2 separate regions of the Mus musculus genome follow, and region 1 is linked to region 2. Evidence: chromatin loops called from intact Hi-C (ENCODE). Cell type or tissue: gastrocnemius. All regions are shown on one strand.

Region 1 (2,500 bases), 200 kb before region 2:
GTACTGTCTACTGTCTTGCTCCTTATAGCTTACTCACTCTGCTTTCTCCTGGCAAACCCAAAAGTAGCTCCGCCCACAAGTGGGAGGGTCCTGCCTGCATCAGCCATCAATCATCAGTTAAGAACATACACCACATGCTTGCTTACAGGCCAATCGAGAGGGGTTATTGTCTCAGTTTGGTTCCCTCTTTGCAAATGAGGCTAACTTGGGTCAAGTTGACATAAAACTTGCCAGGAAAACATTGACATGCTTGTGTACACTGTTTTGGATTGGGTTGTCACAGAAACTTCATGGAGAAGGTGGCATCCAGGAAGAGACCAGTGGGAAGTAGGGAAGGTTCTGCCAACAGACTGTAAATGCAAAGACCTTAAGACAGTGGTGGGTCAGCCTAACCGAGTGACAGCTCGACAGAGGTCAGTGTGGCTGGCACAGAATGGAAGTGAATGCCTGAAAGGGCAAAGAGATAGTGTAGGACTTCATCAAATTACCTTACATGAGAGGAACCTCAGGATGGTCTGGGCAGAGCATAGTTTTCATCAGAGTTATGTTAAGAAGGGATTTTTCTGGCTGTGGTGAACCGAGAATACAAGGGTGAGCCGGCATGGTGGCTCACACCTGCAATCTTAGCTCTTGGGAGGTAGATTAGGAAGATGGGGGTGGGGGGAGGGGCGGGGTTAAAGGTCAGCCTGGGCTACATAGCCAGACTTTCAGAAATGAAAGAAAACACAGGATGAGGGTTGAGCTAAGTGCTACAATGCAGGCTCACTAGGTAGCCCAGGCTGGCCTGAAATTCTCCATCCTCCTGTCTCGGCCAGGGCTCTGAGTGTTGACATTAAAAACATATCATGCCCTTCTTAGTCAAATTTTTAATATTTTGTTCGTCGTAGATTTGTGTTAGGTTTTGCTGTTGTTTTGAAACAATTTCTCCCACCCAAGCATCTGTTCTCTCCATCCCCCTCCCCCAGGTCTCCCTGCAGGTCCTTTCCTCCGGAAGGTGGCGCCACAACTGCGGAGGCTCCCTGGTGGCCAACAACTGGGTTCTGACAGCTGCCCATTGCCTCAGGTAACAGAACTCCAATGTTACCTGCTCCCTAGCTGTTCACGGTGTCCTGGAGTGGCACTGAGCCCTAGAGCACAGATCCCCAACTGGACCGATCCATGGGCTGTAAATGAGACCTGGAGAGAATCCTCACGCGCCTGCCTTCGGCGCAGGCGCACATCTATAGGTGGCTCAGGGTTGCAGGATTCCCTGGTCCATACACAGCACTGCACTGAATGCCCCGTGCCAGAAGGATACAGAGGAAGAAACAGCCCAGCGCCTGCCTTCCTGGGATAACCAGTAATGGTTCTGGATTGTTTCCTTGATAGCTCTCTGCACTAGGTTGTCCTTGCTCACAGAGACTGGAGGGCAGGGGGCGGGGGGAAGAGTTTATGGACCTCTCTCTTACTCTGCCCCTCACAGCAACTATCAGACCTACCGAGTGCTGCTGGGCGCACACAGCCTCTCCAACCCCGGAGCTGGCTCTGCTGCTGTTCAAGTCTCTAAGCTTGTGGTCCACCAGAGGTGGAACTCCCAAAACGTCGGCAATGGGTATGTTCTGTCCTGTCTGGGGCTCTCAGGGGTAGGGTTGGCGGCCACACACCTCTGCCTCTTCTGAAGGGAAGGGAGTTACAGGGGCCCATGTGGGAATGGTGGAGGAGGGAGAAGCAAACACCATGGGACATCCTGCCACCCTGCCTGCAGGGTCAGCCTGGGGTCATACATGGGAAATGACAAAGGTAGACGGGTAGAGTCAAAACACTTTCTGATCTATCTTTATTCCTGACCCAGCTATGACATTGCCTTAATCAAACTGGCCAGCCCAGTGACCCTGAGCAAGAACATCCAGACAGCTTGCCTCCCACCCGCTGGCACCATTCTCCCGAGAAACTATGTCTGCTATGTCACAGGCTGGGGCCTGCTGCAGAGTAAGTATAAGCAAGCAGGGGACCCCCCAAGGCCTGGCAGAGAAGGGAGTTGCTGGTACCTCTGTCCCTAGGGTGTTTGGCTGCCTTAGAGGGACAGGCTAGTGGAGACTGGTAACTATGTCTGGGGTTCAAATCTCAGCATTCTTAGTTGTATGATTCAGGCACATTACTGAGCCCCTATGGTGACTTCCTCATCTGTAAAATGGGAGAGAACAGCACAGGGAGTGGGGTAGTGGCTATATAGGGTTGACAAGGTACAGAGAAGACAAGAGACAGAGAAGGCGAGAGAAGACAGTCCGTGGAAGCACTAGTGACTACTAGTAAAGACTAGTACTAACTAGTATCCACTGTGCATTGACCACACTGTGTCTTTCATGTGGCCCAAGGCCAGAGCTCAGAATAACATGTACAAGGAGACCTCAGGGTTCCGGGACACCATGAAATTCCCAAGGCCCTCAGATTGTCTTCTTGCTGCCTAAAGCTGGGTTTGGCTATCCCATGTCTTCTCATTGGATCGGTTAGTGCTCTGATC
Region 2 (2,500 bases):
AACCGGAGTCTTTTTTTTTTTTTTTTTTTTTTCGAGACAGGGTTTCTTTGTGTAGCCCTGGCTATCCTGGAACTCACTCTGTAGACCAGGCTGGCCTCGAACTCAGAAATCCGCCTGCCTCTGCCTCCCGAGTGCTGGGATTAAAGGTGTGCGCCACCACGCCCAGCTTCAACCTAAGTCTTAAGGGGATTCCAAACCCTTCTTTCCCTGTGGCTTGTAGAAGCTAAACTACTAATTTTCAGAAGCCCGAAGAGACAGAGCGCTGCGGGGAGCAGCTCTGCTTTGGGAACTTGAGAGGGCCAAGTCACACTTCAGGTTGAGTGCGGGCCACACCTGAGAGGGGGAAGGCCAGGTGAGCTGGCCGAAGAGGGACTTCCGGAAGGCATGGTGGCCTTGAAGTCTAGCGGGGACAGACCAGAACCAGTTAACTGCTTTGCCCTTGAGACCTGAATGGGAAGCCACCAGCAGCTGCGAGCTGACAGTGCCACTGAATCCAGCAACCTGGAAGATCTAAGGCAGCTGTCTCCCCGGCCCCGCCCCCAGGCCTTTGACCCTTTCCTAGTCCCTCCCCTGTCCTCTAGAGACACCTTTGACCAGTGATATCATTGGGTTTGTCCCAGCGCGGACCCGGTCGGAGGCTGAGGGTTCCTGGAGGCTGCCATGTTCTCCCTGCCTTCCCTCTCCTCCTGGCTCCCCAGCCTCCCTTCCTTTGAGTGGGGTTCCAGTCTCTTCGACAGCCTTCTGCAAGGTGAGCGCCTCTGGGATGCACACCTGCCCCTCCCCGCCACGTCCCTCCCGCGGGTGGGCGGAGTGCAAGGTGGGCCCCACATCCACGTGGGGGTCTCGGCTCCTGGCTGCCCCCTGAGCTCACCCTGCCTCCTCCCCGACAACACTAACGCCCCCCCCCCTTCACCCTCTCCTTTGTCTGGCTCAGGCTTGATCGGGGCCCTTGGAGTCTCGGTTCTCAACAGTCTCCTGAAAGTTTATTTCTTCGTGGCCTGTGTCAAGTGAGTGTCCACGTCGGTCCCACCCACCTTGCCCAGGCAGTTGGTCCCTGAGCGGAGTCTGGTCTCTCTTGGAGAGAGCCGAGAGAGTTGAGCTGGAGCCCTGGCAACTCTCCCACGGGACAGGACCCCGTGATCCTGTCTTTCAGCCGGCACCCATTCTGCCCCCACAGTGACCCCCAGCGGCAGCCCCAAAAGCAGCGGCTGAGCGCGCAATGGGCCTCGTTGGAGATGCTGCATCTGGCTGGTCTGACCCTGTTCCTGACCTTGATAGGGTCCCGGGTAGCCGCCCTCGTCGTCTTGGAGTTCTCGCTCCGGGCTGTGTCCACTCTGCTGTCTCTGGGCAAGGTGAGACGACAGCGTGGGGCCACTCTGGGCCACTTTCATCCTCTGGATTGGGAAATAGAGCCTAGTGACCCCACCCCCACTTTCAGATGGAAACCATAGATTTTAGTTTGTTGCCTGGCAGTACGAGACAGACCCAACACACACACACACACACACACACACACACACACACACACACACACACAATCACACCCGTGTAAATGTCGGTTCTGTGAGCTGGGAGTGTGGATCAGTTGGTAGAGTGCTTGCCTGGCATGCTCACACAAAGCCCTGGATTTGATCCCCTGCACCGTGTAAACCCAGGCCTGGTGACAACCTTGCCTGAAGGATGAGAAGTTCAGGGCCATCCTTGACTATTGGGTCTGGGGCTAGCCTGGAACACATGAGATCCAAAAACAAAAGGCTTGTTCTGCTGAGCTTTTTGACCGGCCCTGGCTAAGTTCCTTTGAGGGCTTTGGCCCATTTTGTCCGGACAGCTGTAATAATTAAGGGTCTTCTTGGATCTCCACCAGTGTGGCAACTGACGCTCAAAGGAGCACACGGTTTGCCTGTGAAGTCGGGTCTTCAAGGCCCAGACCCATCACCCTCTAGCCAACCGGATGAACAAGAGAAACCACCCTCCTGATGCCAGCCTCCCGCCATGTGGCCTACGCTGGGCTCTCTTCCCCTGCAGGGTTCCGGGAACAAGGAAAGGCTCCAGCTTTTCCTGGTGTGTCAGTTCTCCCTGGGCTGTGGGCTAAGCTGTGGCCTGAGCTTCCTCCAGGAAGGTGCCCCACACCGCTCCCTGAACCTGCTGCTGAGCCTGGGGCTGGCTGTACTCCTTGCCCTGGGTGCCCGGCGCCTAACCCGCCACATCTGCAGCCTCTATGAACTGCACAGCAGCCAGCGCTACTGTGGGGTCTGCTTGGGCCTGCTGGCCAGCCAGCACGGCATGCCCAGGCTCCTGAGCCGCACTCTGACAGTGGCCTTTGCTGTGAGTGATCTGGCGGCAGTGGCTCTCATCAACAAGGACTTCCTGAGCTCCTCAGAGGCCGTGCGATTCTGGACCCCGCTCACCATCTGTTACACACTGTTGGTCATCTACATGCAGGGTGAGAGCCCCAGAACTGGGGTCCCTTCCATTGCCCACACTCCCCTTGTCATCCCAG

What was found. Hi-C counts contacts between places; a loop is a spot of excess contacts. Peaks named below come from ENCODE experiments on the same cell type or tissue, not always from the same donor. Only the 100,000 strongest peaks of a DNase experiment are listed, where the experiment ranks them.
Region 1: a loop joins it to region 2, with 2.4 times the contacts of the local background. A loop is called at or near these places in 1 of 42 quality-filtered maps.

What each region holds. Positions count from the first base shown.
Region 1 is chr4:141,820,793-141,823,292 of GRCm38, reverse strand. Cela2a (chymotrypsin-like elastase family, member 2A) reads left to right here. Exons shown (of 8, transcript NM_007919.3): 3 at 966-1,063; 4 at 1,463-1,591; 5 at 1,832-1,968. Among named protein-coding and RNA genes, the nearest start is that of Cela2a, 4.0 kb to the left of the region's middle. In gastrocnemius, a CTCF peak has its summit at 992 (motif pointing right); no DNase peak of the experiment used is centred here.
Region 2 is chr4:141,616,147-141,618,646 of GRCm38, reverse strand. It overlaps Tmem82 (transmembrane protein 82), which reads left to right and starts at 14. Exons shown (of 6, transcript NM_145987.2): 1 at 14-748; 2 at 935-1,007; 3 at 1,178-1,352; 4 at 2,026-2,443. The coding sequence starts at 661. In gastrocnemius, a CTCF peak has its summit at 1,191; DNase peaks (open chromatin) are centred at 533, 788 and 1,164; H3K4me3 peaks cover 1,186 bases.